Regions from separate parts of the Homo sapiens genome. Here region 2 is linked to region 1. The links are chromatin contacts, found by Hi-C or POLR2A ChIA-PET in ENCODE. All regions are on one chromosome and are shown on one strand. The core of a region is the stretch at or near the end of the contact, and the rest is flanking DNA. Distances in the headings are between cores, read along the strand shown.

Region 1 (7,253 bases), core at 1,513-4,012:
AAAAAAACTGGGGGCCATTCTTTATATACACCAATATGTGGCTTGTGTGACCACCTCAAAATGGAAGAGGAAGCTTTATTAACACACTTTTACAACCATAGAGTTAAAGGCCTGAGTTTCAGGTATCTTTTATGGTTCTAATGGCCAAAGGTAATAGTAGGCAGAAATAGAAGCATAAAACTGGCAGGCAGAGGTAGCTTGGGTGCGGGTGGCTAGGGGAAGACAGGTGACAAGAGATGTGAAGAAATGTGCCTCAAAAACTTTTAGATCATGGCTAACAGACATGGATAAACTTCTGGTAAATTGTAGTCACTTTTTCCTGTATAGATTTCATATGCGCTATAGTTATGTTTCATCCTGATCTTCATAACTCCCTACAGTCCAACATCCTCAGGCAACTCTTGAGACAAATCCCTTATCCCATTAACCCATGAAGAGAGACCTGTATTTGGACGGAAAGATTTTGGGGCCATTCTTTATATACACATGAGCAACCTTGTTCTCTACTGACTTGCAAGGCCAACTCTGTACAAAAAACATACATTTCAAATACCTGGACACATATAAGCTCTCTTTCTTAAGGATTTTCAAGAAAGGAAAGAAAAATTAAGACAAATTAATATAAATACCAAGAGTCAAACTGTTGAAAAGACAGTAATGATTTGGGGAGAAAGTCTGCTTTGGTTTATGGCATTTTTGCCTAGCAGATAGCATACAGCAATTAATTCATTATCAACACTTCAGCATAGCAGAGCCACATCTCTATAGCCAACCTGGCAGAGCTCCTGGATACCTACCAATAAGTACCAGCACCTTGTGATGTTAGCTCCATGCCATCCACTGAATTGTAGCTATCATCATCCATGATCTTCGAAAGACCAAAATCTGTAATTTTTATCTCTCCACACGCTGTACCATTTACTAAAAGAATATTACCTAAAAAATAAAAACCTTCATGAATAAGCAGAGACTTACTGATTTAAGAGAAAAACCCAAAGTAATAGCAGATAAGAAGGGGACAACTGAACTCAAACTCTTGCAAAAGCAAACATCCAAATCCTGGGAATCAAGCAATCTGGACTCTGGATACTCAGGGAGAGTCCTCAGCATCTGCTGAAACTTCTATTTTCCAAGAATCACCTGCTTAATGTGCCAAAACCACCACTATGATGAGCTCTGGAAATAAAAATAACTGGCCAAAGTAAAATACCCTTGTTCACTTGGTCAAAACTGATGGGAAACTTTCATCTGAACTTTCAGTGAGGATCTCTAAACTACCCTGTTTAGAACAGCACTTGGGGTGTGGGGGAGGAATCAAAGAAACCATGTAAGGAAACCAAAGCTAGCACCACAGCACCGCCTACAGCTCCCATTGCAGGAAAGTGTTGAATTCAGTTATGGAAAATTCATTCACAAAATAGCCATCTTTTAAAAAATTTCTTCATCATAATTAATGTTTTAGTCATCTGAATTGTATTAGAACATTAGAGAATAGTCAATGAGACGCAATATGCACCTACCAGAAGAGTAAAGCAAAGTTTACAATTTTGCAACACCAGAAGGTAAATGTGGACCATCTTCCTAATGCCCAAGCTAAGCTGTTAGAGTTGTCTATAGAACTATGCAGATTTCTAAAACACAGCTGAAGATAACAATAAAAAATAGAGGTAAGGACTCTAGCTGCCCTGTACTCTTTGCTGATGAACATCAAAGCTAGATAATAACCATACAAAAAGATGAAAAATTCTGCTTGAAATTTATTGAAATGGGAGGCATATAAGTAAAAATAAGTTATTAATTTGGGGGCTCTTATCAAAGAGACCTGAAGCAGAGGGACTGTTATGTAGTAGGAGTCATGGGAAAAAAACAAAACTGAACTTGCTGCAACAGTTCTTTCTTAATGAGACTTACATCATGAACTGCCCTGGCTCCAAAGATAAAGGTATTGTTTCTCCAGAGTATTTAATCCAACACGCCCTCCTAAACCCAGTGCTGCTTGGCCAGGACTCTTTTTTCCCACACCTACCCAGGCAATCAAAAGTCAGATGTTATTAGCCTTTCTTGGCTGCTGTGAAATTCTCTAACTTTATCAAATTAAAAGTCACTTATAAGACCAAAGAAAACCCACTAATACTGTCTCCTAAAAGTTAGACATACCTGGTTTGAGGTCATAGTGTATGATGGGAGGTTTTATTTCATTTAAGTACTTTAAAGCATTCACAATCTGCATGATAATGGACCGGGCCTCTTTCTCCGACATTAATTTGTGCTGTTTCAGGTAGAAGTCCAGATCATTTCCCTCACAGTATTCTAATACTGTACAAAACCTAAAGACAAATAAACCAATATTTAACCATGGAATAAGAGCAAGCAGATTAACACTACCTAAATTAGTCCCATGTGAAAACTTCAGGTCATCAGCTTCTCACTCCTTTCTTCTTTGTTCCTTAAAATACTCTTCAATTGTTTATTCAGTATTAGCTGAGGGGTTTCTGGTAAGAAACTGCTTATTCTCTTGAAGAGTTTCCACACCCTCAATGTTGGAATCTGTTGTGCTCAAGTTCACCCATGGCAGACCTCTTCTTGAGTCTAGACTATAAGAATACTGATAAGAACTATAATGTATTTAAGCTAGGTATCTTCTTGGAAGGGGCTCCTTTACACACCCATGCCACACATCCACGTCTAAACAACCAGAATGTGATCAAGTACACAATTCTCTCTTTTTTTTTTTGAGACTCCGTCTCACTCTGCTGCCTAGGCTGGAGTGCAGTGGCGCAATTTTGGCTAGGTACACAATTCGCACTGCAAACATTTTATATAACCCTGAGTGCTGGCAATGAGTAAGAATCTAGAGTTTGCCCACGTCCCAAAAACTGACTGCATACTACGTCTTCTGACAGCTTGGCACAATACTGCACTACAATTTCTCTTAAACACAAGGTGTAAAAGAGCTTGTAAAGTATAGTATCTATGGTTCTAACAAAAGTATGTGGGTTCTCTTTCCTTCCCTTATGTCAATATGTCATACAGACCCATACATAAAACCATATGCCATTGGTGGCATCACAGGTCACGTGTCTATCTTCCAAGGCATTATACTCTGAAGTAAGGTGTCCTGAACTGTTTGAATATTCCTGAGGGATGAATACGTTTTGAAGTTTTCTAAGTTGTGACAATGTGGGTGTATCAGTCAGTTTAGCCTGGAAAAAAAAACCACCTGAACATTTAAAACAGAGAGACTTTAATTCAGGGAACTGATCATACAGATGATGGAAGAGCTGAGAAGACAAACTGGTCAGTGAGGCACCCTAGAGATCATCTACAGCAGGAAGCCATTAGCACCCTCAGGCAAGCAGGCCAGAAGGGAGGAGATGGTGAAACCAGAACCCAGGGTCATCAGGGGAAACTAGAATTGCGGGGAGGGAGAGGAGGTGGAGACCCCCTCCCATTTCTGCCTTCCCATTGGCTGAAACCAACAGAACACCAATGGACACATGGGCCTGATAAACACAGCCTACACGGGCTAACCCCCCAAAGATACAGAGCAGCGAAAGGGCGAGGAACAGAACTGAGAGCAAACAGACTCAGGTCTAGCGCTATGGGCCACTGAGCAATTTGAGGCCTTCATAAAGCACTGCAATTGAACATGGACACACATGGTCCTGTGGACACCACAAACTGAACAATATCTTATGTATCTTAAGAAACATGGCAGGGCATGCTAACACCCTATTTGAAAACAAATGTCTGCTGTAATCCCAGCAATTTGGGAGGCAGAGATGGGTGGATCACTTGAGGCCAGGAGTTTGAGACCAGCCTGGCCAACATAGTGAAACTCTGTCTCTACTAAAAATACAAAAAATTGGCCAGGTATGGTGGCGCATGCCTGTAATCCCAGCTACTTGGGAGGCTGAGGCAGGAGAATTGCTTGAACCCATGAGGTGGAGGTTGCAGTGAGCCAAGATCATGCCACTGCACTACTGCCTGGGCAACAGAGCAAGACTCCATCTCAAATAAAATAAAATTAAAAAAAGAAATGTCTGAAATTTATAGATTCCTCTGATCTGAGATTCTGAAATCTGAAATATAGACTCATGCTCAATGGAATGATTCTTTCACCCAAATGCAAGTTGAAAATAAAGCCTCACTTTCAGCCAGGCGCGGTGGCTCAAGCCTGTAATCCCAGGACTTTGGGAGGCCCAGGCGGGCGGATCACAAGGTCAAGAGTTCAAGACCAGCCTGCCCAGCACGGTGAAACCCTGTCTCTACTAAAAATACAAAAATTAGCCAGGCATGGTGGCGTGCATCTGTAATCCTAGCTACATGGGAGGCTGAGGTAGGAGAATCGCTTGAACCTGGGAGGTGGAGGTTGCAGTGAGCCAAGATCGCACCACTGAACTCCAGCCTGGGCAACAGAGTGAGACTCCATCTCAGGAAAAAAAAAAGGAAAACAACCAAAACAAAAGAAAGAAAAGAAAATAAAGCCTCACTTTTAATACCCAAACAATTCTCAGAAGATGTTCTAAAAATCATGGTCTGACTTATTTTTGGTGAAAATTCATCATACATACAATAGGAAGAACAAAGTAATCAACTCAAGAATAGTATAGAACCAACTCAATTTCTCACATTAGTTAAAAGTGTGTATACAATTCAAAACAGCAGATAATTTGAGCCTGATATTTAACTTTGAAATAGTTCTTGAACTTAATAGTTCAGAGAGGGGGGTCTACCTAGTATTCAAGAAATTTGCTCAAGGCAAAACAGTAATGTCATGCCCCGCCCCTTGTTTCCCAATCCTGCCTTCTAACTAGATCTTTTTAAAAAAATTCCACTCCACGTGAAACACACATGGCTAAGCTCAGTGCCAGGGCTACCCAAATGAGAAGAAATCCCTGAGAGAATGGCCCAGGTCATGTTTCCAAAGGGAATTATAGTCCTCTTTGGGGTTATTTCTAAATGTAAGGCAGCTGTCTGCACAGCCATATCTGAGACTGTTGGCTAGAACAGACCAAAACTCCTAGAATTACCCTGGGAGGCTGAGGGAACCTGAAGTCTAGACCTAGGGTATATTCTGATTCAGTTCAGACTTCTACAGAGAAACATTTCCAAATGCTGAGATATATCCAGCTAAACTGCTGGATAAACCCAGAGGCACGGGAGGTTACCTATACCAAGTAACAAAATATAGCAATGCCCACAATTAATAACTATCTCAGACAAGTTATTTAACTTCTCTGGTCCTCAAAATCCACCTATAAAATGAAAAGGCTGGACTCTGAGATCCCTTCCTATTCTAACATCCTATAAGCCTATGAGCCTGTATTTCAACATGTAGCACTGAGCCTTGTCTTCATTAGTGCCACATTTCTTATCTCAGTCTAGGATAAAATCACACGGCCAGTACTTTTTAAAAAGGTCTGTCAATGTTCATAAGAGTCTCTGGGGTGAGCAGAAACTCTCTTGAACAGTCTACACTCACTAGTGCACGTCAGTGGCATGCTGGCACCAACTCATGCCAGTTTCCAAGAGCTGACTTAAATTTTCAAGAATTTTGTGAGCTGGTTATCAAACCGTTATAAGCAAAATGTGGTATATCCACACAATGGAATATTATTTTGCCATAAAAAGGAATGAAGTACTGACACAGGCTACAAGGATGAAATTTGACAACACCATGGTAAGTGAAAGAAGCCAGTAATAAAAGTCCACATACTATATGATTCCATGCATATGAGGGTCCAGAATAGGAAATCTATAAAGATAAAACAGACAGATTAGGGCTAGGGCAGAGGGATGGAATGGTGGAATAGATGAATAGTAGTAAAAGGTATGATGGGGTTTGAGATGGTGAAAAAATTCTAAAATTGCCTCTGGTGGTTGCATGTATCTATGAATATGCTACAAACCACTAAACTGTATATTTTACATGTGTGAATCATACAGTATGTGAATTATAATTAAGATGTTTAAAAAAAAACAAAAATAAACAGGTGGTACATCAAAATTAGACACAGGAGGAATATCTACACCACGGAAACTGGCAAACACTATAAATTAGCCCTGTCTCTCTTCATACCAAGCTGGCTGTTAAACATTTACTGGCACACAAGTGCACATGTCCTTTGGCCTAGAGGTTTCTTGCTGATCCAAATCTGAATTTATGTTTGATCATTTGTCACAAATTACTTGGTTCCCTCAGAGGGTATGTCCTGGACCCAGAGTTCAGCTCTATTCCATGAACAATCAGCATTGCAAGAAAATAATATAACTGTTAAGGTAAAACAGCACAGCACTTACGAGTCAGTATCCAGTGAAAAGTAATCATACAGCTTAACTATTCTGGGATGATCCAGCTCTTTATGAATCCGGTATTCCCTACATGCATGCCTGTAAACAAAAGGGAAAATTAACAAGAAGGTATATTGGCCTGCCTTTTAGAACTCTTCAAAGATCCTCCTAAATATTCAATCATTTCTCTATTGTCTCCACATGTTAATTCCATTCAGGTCCATCTGGTCCCTCATCTGACTTTTCTCTTTGCTCATCCTATTTTCTCCACTGGAATCTACCAAGCCATTGAGAAAATAATAGGTGCTCTGGCTGGGCGTAGTGGCTCACGCCTGTAATCCCAGCACTTTGGGAGGCCGAGGCAGGTGGATCACGAGGTCAAGAGATGGAGACCATCCTGGCCAACATGGTGAAACCCCGTCTCTACTAAAAATATAAAACTTAGCTGGGCGTAGTGGTGCGCACCTGTGGTCCCAGCTACTCGGGAGGCTGAGGTAGGAGTCACTTGAACCCAGGAGTTGGAGGATGCAGTGAGCTGAGGTCGCGCCACTGCACTCCAGCCTGGTGACAGAGCGAGACTCTATCTCCAAAAATAAAATAAAATAAAATAACAGGTGCTCAAATATTTGTTAAGTGAATGGATGTCAACCCTTTTCATCCCTTTCAAGTTCATTCTATGATAATCACACCTCTTTTCCACGTATACTCAAGTATCATAGATTTTAAAATAACAAGGACGGTTATTTTCCCCCCTCCTCTAAAGCTGATACATCATATCTGTAAATGTATATATGCTCGGGTAACATCAAAGGGGTCATTTTTAGCATGTAAACCCCTTAGGTTAAAGCATTATCTGTTACATAAATCAATTAGCAGTACTTTGTATTTTTTGTTTTTAAATCCTTCTTACAAAAACAATTTAAGTGCTATTAGCTTTACTTTATTCTAATAAAATATGA
Region 2 (7,253 bases), core at 2,407-4,906, 47 kb after region 1:
AGGAGGCTGAAGTGAGAGGACTGCTTGAGCCTGGGAGATGAAGGCTGCAGTGAGCCATGACGGTGCCACTGCACCCAGCCTGGGCAACAGCAAGACACTGTCTCAAAAAATAAAAATGTAAACAATAAAATCAAAATTCACACGAGCTGCAGTAAATGCCAGAAATATATGGAAGACAGTGTTTAATGAGATTCAGAAGAAAGGGGCAATCATATTAAAATAAGACATAACATGTGAGAAATAAAGGAGAGAAATCAGAGATTCAAGCTAAGAGTCAAGAAGAAACCAATATAAAGAGGGATAAAAGCATAGTTAGACATAATCACACATTTTCCAAATAAAAATATATAAACCCACATATAGAGACACCCTGGGGTAATATTTAACAAATTATGGTGTTTGCTGCTTTGGTCATGAACCTCTCTGAAATACGAAATGCTTGAAAAACTGAAGGAGAAACAGAGAGAGAGAATGCGTGTTATATTTGAGAGGCAGAACGAATAGAACAAGGGGTTATGACACAAAAATCCTGCACACAGTGTTGTCTTTCCACGGGAGGGCAAAAGAGAGAATTCTCAGGTCGGTAAGGCAGAGAAAATTTAACACTGACAAATCCTTGCTGAAAAATAATCACTTAAAAATGTACCACCATCAACAGATAAAACAAAAACTATAAATAAAAAAAATACTGCTGATAAGTTTTGAAATCAGTTGAATAAACAAGTCTAACAATGACTACAAATTTGGTCATAAAGCTGCCTCTGCCTATACTCTATACATAAGAACTTAGTATCATATATAGCAGTAAGAATGGTAATTTAACAATAATAATATAGGCCGAGCGCAGTGACTCACGCCTGTAATCCCAGCACTTTGGCAGACCAAGGCAGGCTGATCACTGCAGGTCAGGAGTTCGAGACCAGTGTGGCCAATGTGGCAAAAACCCATCTCTATTAAAAATACAAAAATTAGCCAGGCATTGTGGGGCATGCCTGTAATCCCAGCTACTTGGGAGGCAGAGGCAGGAGAATCACTTGAACCTGGGTGACAAAGTGAGACTCTGTCTCAAAAAATTAATAATTAATTAATAATATAAACAGCCAAATGTAGTGGCACATGCCTATAGTCCCAACTACTTGGGAGGCCAAGGTGGGAGGATCACATCAGGCGGGGACTGGGGAGCGCACAGCTTGCAAGACTGCGCCACTGCACTCCAGCCTGGGTGACAGAGTGAGATCCTGTCTCAAAATAAATATATAAAATTAATAATAATAGCCGGGCGCGGTGGCTCACGCCTGTAATCCCAGCACTTTGGGAGGCCGAGGTGGGTGGATCACAAGGTCAGGGGTTCGAGACCAGCCTGACCAACATGGTGAAACCCCGTCTCTACTATACAAAAATTAGCTGGGCGTGGTGGCGGGCGCCTGTAATCCCAGCTACTCAGGAGGCTGAGGTAGGAGAATTGCTTGACCCCAGGAGGCGGAGGTTGCAGTGAGCTGAGATCACGCCACTGCACTTCAGCCTGGGCGACAGAGCAAGACTCTGTCTCAAAAAAAAAAAAAAAAATTAATAATAATATAAACACACCAGACTTTACTAATAAAGGCCAGACTTAGTTTAGCTATGTGCTGAATTCCAGGTTTTATATAAAAAGGAGTCAAAATACACTATTTTACCCTATGTTTTCATTAAGTACAGAAATATAATACAAGTAAAACAATTTTGGAAGTCAGATCATCATGAGTACAGTGACTTTTATAATCTGTATTATTAAACATATATTCAAACAAAATTGTACCCAAAGCCTAGTAAGAAAGACTGACAAAGGCAAGGCTGCCGATCCCCACCTTGCAGTGTCACAGTAGCCCTGGAGGTTTCAGGACCCTGAAGAGTCAGATTAACTACCACATTAGCACAAATAAGGATTAAACCTATACCTTCTAAATCACTAAAGAGAAAAATGCTAGCCAATGTTATTCATAAATCAGTAACATTTATGTATATATTCATTTGTGTGTGTGTGTGTGTATATATACACACACATATCTACTTCAAACAGCTCAAAATTACTGAAAAAAAAAATGTACCAAATGTTTAATCCCAATTAATGGAATTATGAGTGACACATTTTTCTGTATTTTGTAAAGAGCATGTATAATTTTTTTTTTTTTTTGAGGCAGGGTCTTGCTCTGTTGTCCATGCTGGAGCACAGCAGCGTGAACTTGGCTCACTGTAGCCTAGAGGTCCTGGGCTCAAGCATCTTCCCACCTCACGCTCCCAGTAGCTGGGACCACAGACACACCACCATGCCTGGCAAATTTTGTATTCTTTTATAGAAATGGGGTCTTGCTGTGTCATGCATGCTGGTCTCAAACCCCTGATCTCAAGCAATCCTCCTGCCTCAGCCTCCCAAAGTGGCAGGTATGGGCCACCATGCCCGGTCCTTTTTACTTTCTTATTTTTTTCTTGAGACAAAGTATCACTCTGTCGCCCAGGCTGGAATGCAGTGGCGCAATCTCAGCTCACTGCAACCTCCGCCTCCCAGGCTCAATCAATTCTCCTGTCTCAGCCTCCCAAGTAGCTAGACTACAGCCGCTTGCCACCACACCAGGATAACGTTTTATATTTTTTTAGTAGAGACAGGGTTTCTTTTTACCATGTTGGCCAGGGTGGTCCCAAACTCCTGACCTCAAGTGATCCACCTGCCTTGGCCTCCCAAAGTGCTGGGATTACAGGTGTGAACCACCATGTCCGGCCCTTTTTACTCTTTAAAAACTATGAGTCAGTCATGCCAAATTGCATATTCAAAATATATTGATATTTTCTAGTGGTATCTATTTAATTCCAGATGAAGCATTTTAAAGGTTTCTTTTGTAAGCACAAAAAAGTTTGGGTGAGTAGGTTATAAAAGGTACAAAAAGCAAAATGGGCTAATAAGTCCTTTGAAATAGCTTATAAAATTCAACAATATTAAAATAACTTCTCTGGAATGGGAAAACAACACTTTATACTTATTCCCACAGTTCTAGATGAAATATAACACTCCACATATCTATTTCTCCAATATAAATTCAATCATTAAAACACTACAGTATAAGATTTCCAATTTAAAGGTAGTGTTTAGAATGCAGGAACCTGGTTCCTACTCAGATTCCCTCAATTAAAGAAAAATACCCAAATGTTTATTATTTCATTGTTATTTGGCTATAGTAATTACTTCTATGATATGTACATAATCCAAATATATATAACAAATGGTGCTTGCTATAAAATCTCTTACATTTTAATACTTACTCTTAATAAATCATCTATTCTTCCCTCCTTCTTCTCTAAGTCAGAATTCTTACTGTTTTCTAGTGCAGATATTTTTTCTATTGTGAGGTCGGACTACAGAGACAAAGGTAAAACAAATTTAGGATTAGTCTCAACATGTTATATGTCATCACACTCTTCTCATTACCTTTCTCGGGGGGGTGGGAAAAAGCACTTGCTCACACAAATGGCCTAGAATCACATGGCTTAAGAAATGAAATCTGCTTGTCTCATCTCATTCTTCAAGTCCTCTGCTGGGTTCCTTATGTCCCACTACACCTACACTTCAAACACATGTTAATTCTGGAATCAAATGTATGAATTCTCACTACTGTGCACTGAACAATGTAGAAACACGTTACTCCAGAAATGAAACTAACTTTGAATAGAAAAGGATCTCACAGGAGACTTGACACACAACTCTCTAAGGAACAAATGCGCCATCTGGTGGAAACAGAGAGCAATCAGAAGGGAAGAGAAGAAGCTACCTGAGTGCTCAACTATCTAACTGAACTGTACAAGAGCTGGTGATTTAGATAAAATTCAAATGTGCTCCAGGGAGTTGTATACCTCTTGAGATTTAAGAAATTCTCCTAGATTGCCAACGATCCTGTCTTGAAGGTAATATATATAGTATCAAAAGAGCCTTCAAGAAAACCCAGTATACTCAAAACTACAAAATGGAAGCTATAGCCACCATCCTTTGCAGATACAATCCTCAAATGTTCAGAACACTACCTAAATTAAAGAGTTTCTGAACACAATTTAAGGAGTAAACCATGTTGGTATCTCACATCTGAGAGAAGTTTAGCCAGGTATAAATAAGTAAGCAGGAAAAGGAATACATTAACTACTTTCATAAATTAGAGAATTAACATTTATTGAAAGCCTACTACAAGTACACTACTAATAAACATTTTGTATACACTGTCTGAGATCATGAGAATCAACCATATTTTCACAGATGATTTGTACTAAGAAAAACTGAGGCCCAGGCCAGAATCTGAACTTAGAGGCCTTCAAAGCGTAGGTACTTTTCTTCTGTGGAATACTGTAGGGAAAAAAAAAAAAAAAAGGTGTGCAGTTTCCTTAACACCATGCTTTAGCATAAGCATTTCTGCTACAATACACCGGAAGAGTAAAGAAAAGCCTCAAAAAGTTAAAGCACCTTCCAAAGGACTTTAAATACCCATAATGCAAGTTATGAATATAATACACACAAATAATGAGGTGGTCAGAGAAATACAGAGAAGTCAGAGAAGAATGACAGACTACACAGGTTAGCCCTTATTCCTACACAGCAGGTATGCCCCTCAATTGATTATCGATCACCAACCTACCTGGGTCTGTCTGTGCTGGATGGAGATCTGTTTTTGGGAGCTGCAGGAATGCTCTGTGTTGCCAGATCCCGTAGATGAGGGACTGTTTTGCTGAGCCTACAATAAAGGTGCATTACCAATCACAGGAAAGTTTGGCATCTTTTTCCACAAACACTTGTATTAATGCAAACAACTCCATAATTTGTATCTCCACAATACAAACCCCTTCTTATGAAAGTGAGAAGTCAGGGCCACGTGGCCAAGAAGAAAGTAAAACAATTCAAATATGAGACAAAGGGCTGGACATGGTGGTTTATACCAAGTTCCTGTAAACAGGTTTAAAGTATCAAATGCTTACAAATGAATTTTTAAAATATGAAAATTAGAGAAAATGAAAAGTTATTCCTGTAATAACTTGCCTTTTTCACTTGTATTTTCATATGCTTTAGTCAGAAAAGGCTAGTGAAGCATCCAATGCACAGGGGATGCATGTAAAGGACTGTGAACCACTATTCAGAATAGTCTCCTAAACACACAAACATTATCCATGAACACACAGCGGTCTAAAATCCAGGTTGATTTCTAATACTGTCACTTGCTGACTGGGCATTCTAAGGCATTTTAAATTTATACGGTTTAGGTTCCACAATATAATTAACCTATTCAGGTTAATTATATTATATTCTCAATAATACTTTTTTTTTTTTTTCTTTTGAGATGTAGTCTTGCTCTGTCACCCAGGCTGGAGTACAGTAGCACGATCTGGGCTCACTGCAAGCTCTGCCTCCCGGGTTCATGCCATTCTCCTGCCTCAGCCTCCCGAGTAGCTGGGACTACAGGCACCCGCCACCATGCCTGGCTAATTTTTTGTATGTTTAGTGGAGACAGGGTTTCACTGTGTTAGCCAGGATGGTCTTGATCTCCTGACCTCATGATCCGCCCGCCTCAGCCTCCCAAAGTGCTGGGATTACAGGCGTGAGCCACCACACCTAGCCTAACAGTACTTTTTAAAACAAGGTAAAACTGCAGCTAACAAAGTATGACCCATCACAGACATAAGTAGAAAATATTCAATATTCTGAGAATCATGGAATGGTAAAAATACAGTACTACTATCTCATCAGAGAATACAGCATTTCCACATGTGAATTTCTTCTGATACTTTCTACATATTCTTTTGATTACTGTTCTTACTCATTAACATATTAACAATGGTATAACCACCAACTATTGAACAAGTTACTGTAACCTAAATGTTTCACTGTCATTGTCACAGGTTAATTCTTACAAAATCCTATAAGGAGACTGGGTCAGGTGGCTCACCTGTAATCCTAGCACTTTGGGAGGCTGAATCAGGTGGATCACTTGAGGACAGAAGCTCGAGACCAGCCTGGCCAACATGGCAAAACCCTATCTTACTAAAAATACAAAAATTAGCTAGGCACAGTGGTGCACACCTGTAATCCCAGCTACTCAGGAGGCTGAGGCAGGAGAATTGCTTGAGCCTGGGAGGCGGAGGTTGCAGTGAGATGAGATCACACCACTGCACTCCAGCCTGGGTGACAGAGCAAGACTCTGTCCTATAAGGTGGTTGTAATTATTAGTTCCATTTTACAAATAAATAAAATAAAAATCAGAGATATTAAGTACCTATGTGAGTTCACAGAGCTAGTGGGTGGGGTGACCAGAACTGGGGGTTGTGTCCACAATAACTGCTCTCAATGACCACAGTAGACTGTTACCACCAGCCTGTGAGCAAACTAGCACTTCCTACACACGATTTCATTGAAGGCTCACAACAGCCTCATCAGATAGGCAGCATTATTAACGCCATTTTAATGTATACATTCAATGACTATTTATTAAGTACTCCCTATGTCTAAGCACTGTGCTAGGTGCTAGGTACACATGGTAAGAGAAACCACAGACCCAGTCCTTACTCTGCCTTAATGAAGCTTACAATCCAAAACAAGATTTACTAAACACTTGGTAAATATTTGTTGAAAGAAACTGTTGAATAAACAATCATATAATAAATACACAATCACAATTAGGATAAGTGCTAAAAGAGCATATAACAAGGCACATAACCTAATTTAGAGGGTCAGGGATAAACCTTTAAAAAGTTTATGATTTGAGGCTGAGCACAGTGGCTCATGTCTGTAATCCCAGCACTTTGGGAGGCCGAGGTGGGTGGATGACCTGAGGTCAGGAATTCAAGACCAGCCTGGCCAACATGGTGAAACCCCATCTCTACTGGAAATACAAAAAATTAGCCAGGCGCAGTGGCGCACACCTGTAATCCCAGCTACTGGGGAGGCTGAGGCAGGAGAATCGCTTGAACCTGGGAGGCGGAGCTTGCAGTGAGCCAAGATTGTGTCACTTCACTCCAGCCTGGGCAACAGAGTGAGACTTCGTCTCAAAAAACAAAAAAAAGTTTATGATTTGAGGCTGGGTGCGGTGGCTCAGGCGTATAATCCCAGCACTTTGGGAGGCTGAGGCAGGTGGATCAGCTAAGATCAGAAGTTGAAGACCAGCCTGGCCAACATGGTGAAATCTCATCTCTACTAAAAAAAAAAAAAAACAATACAAAACAAAAAAAATTAGCCAGGCGTGGTGGTG

The links. A loop is a pair of places that touch in the nucleus more often than their neighbours do. ChIA-PET counts read pairs that join two places held with the same protein, here RNA polymerase II (POLR2A). Pooled maps may share reads with other maps.
Region 2: a map of CD4-positive, alpha-beta T cell shows a loop between it and region 1 (2.0-fold over the local background). The contact joins two enhancer-like sites. A Hi-C loop is called at or near these places in 3 of 168 maps with a recorded cell type or tissue (CD4-positive, alpha-beta T cell, PC-3 and endothelial cell of umbilical vein), 3 of 37 single-sample maps with no recorded cell type and 5 of 50 pooled maps. POLR2A ChIA-PET finds 5 or more read pairs at or near these places in 7 of 52 experiments (A549, BJ, H1 and 4 more).

The regions. Positions count from the first base shown.
Region 1 is chr17:62,595,725-62,602,977 of GRCh38, reverse strand. It overlaps TLK2 (tousled like kinase 2), which reads right to left. Exons shown (of 22, transcript NM_006852.6): 17 at 6,304-6,393; 18 at 2,158-2,327; 19 at 798-936. Among named protein-coding and RNA genes, the nearest start is that of MRC2, 28 kb to the left of the region's middle. Within about 2 kb of position 2,762, at least 2 of the 41 ENCODE cell types and tissues checked have a DNase peak (open chromatin) inside an H3K27ac peak, as active enhancers do.
Region 2 is chr17:62,549,797-62,557,049 of GRCh38, reverse strand. TLK2 (tousled like kinase 2) reads right to left here. Exons shown (of 22, transcript NM_006852.6): 8 at 4,653-4,748; 9 at 3,295-3,387. Among named protein-coding and RNA genes, the nearest start is that of MRC2, 74 kb to the left of the region's middle. Within about 2 kb of position 3,656, at least 2 of the 41 ENCODE cell types and tissues checked have a DNase peak (open chromatin) inside an H3K27ac peak, as active enhancers do.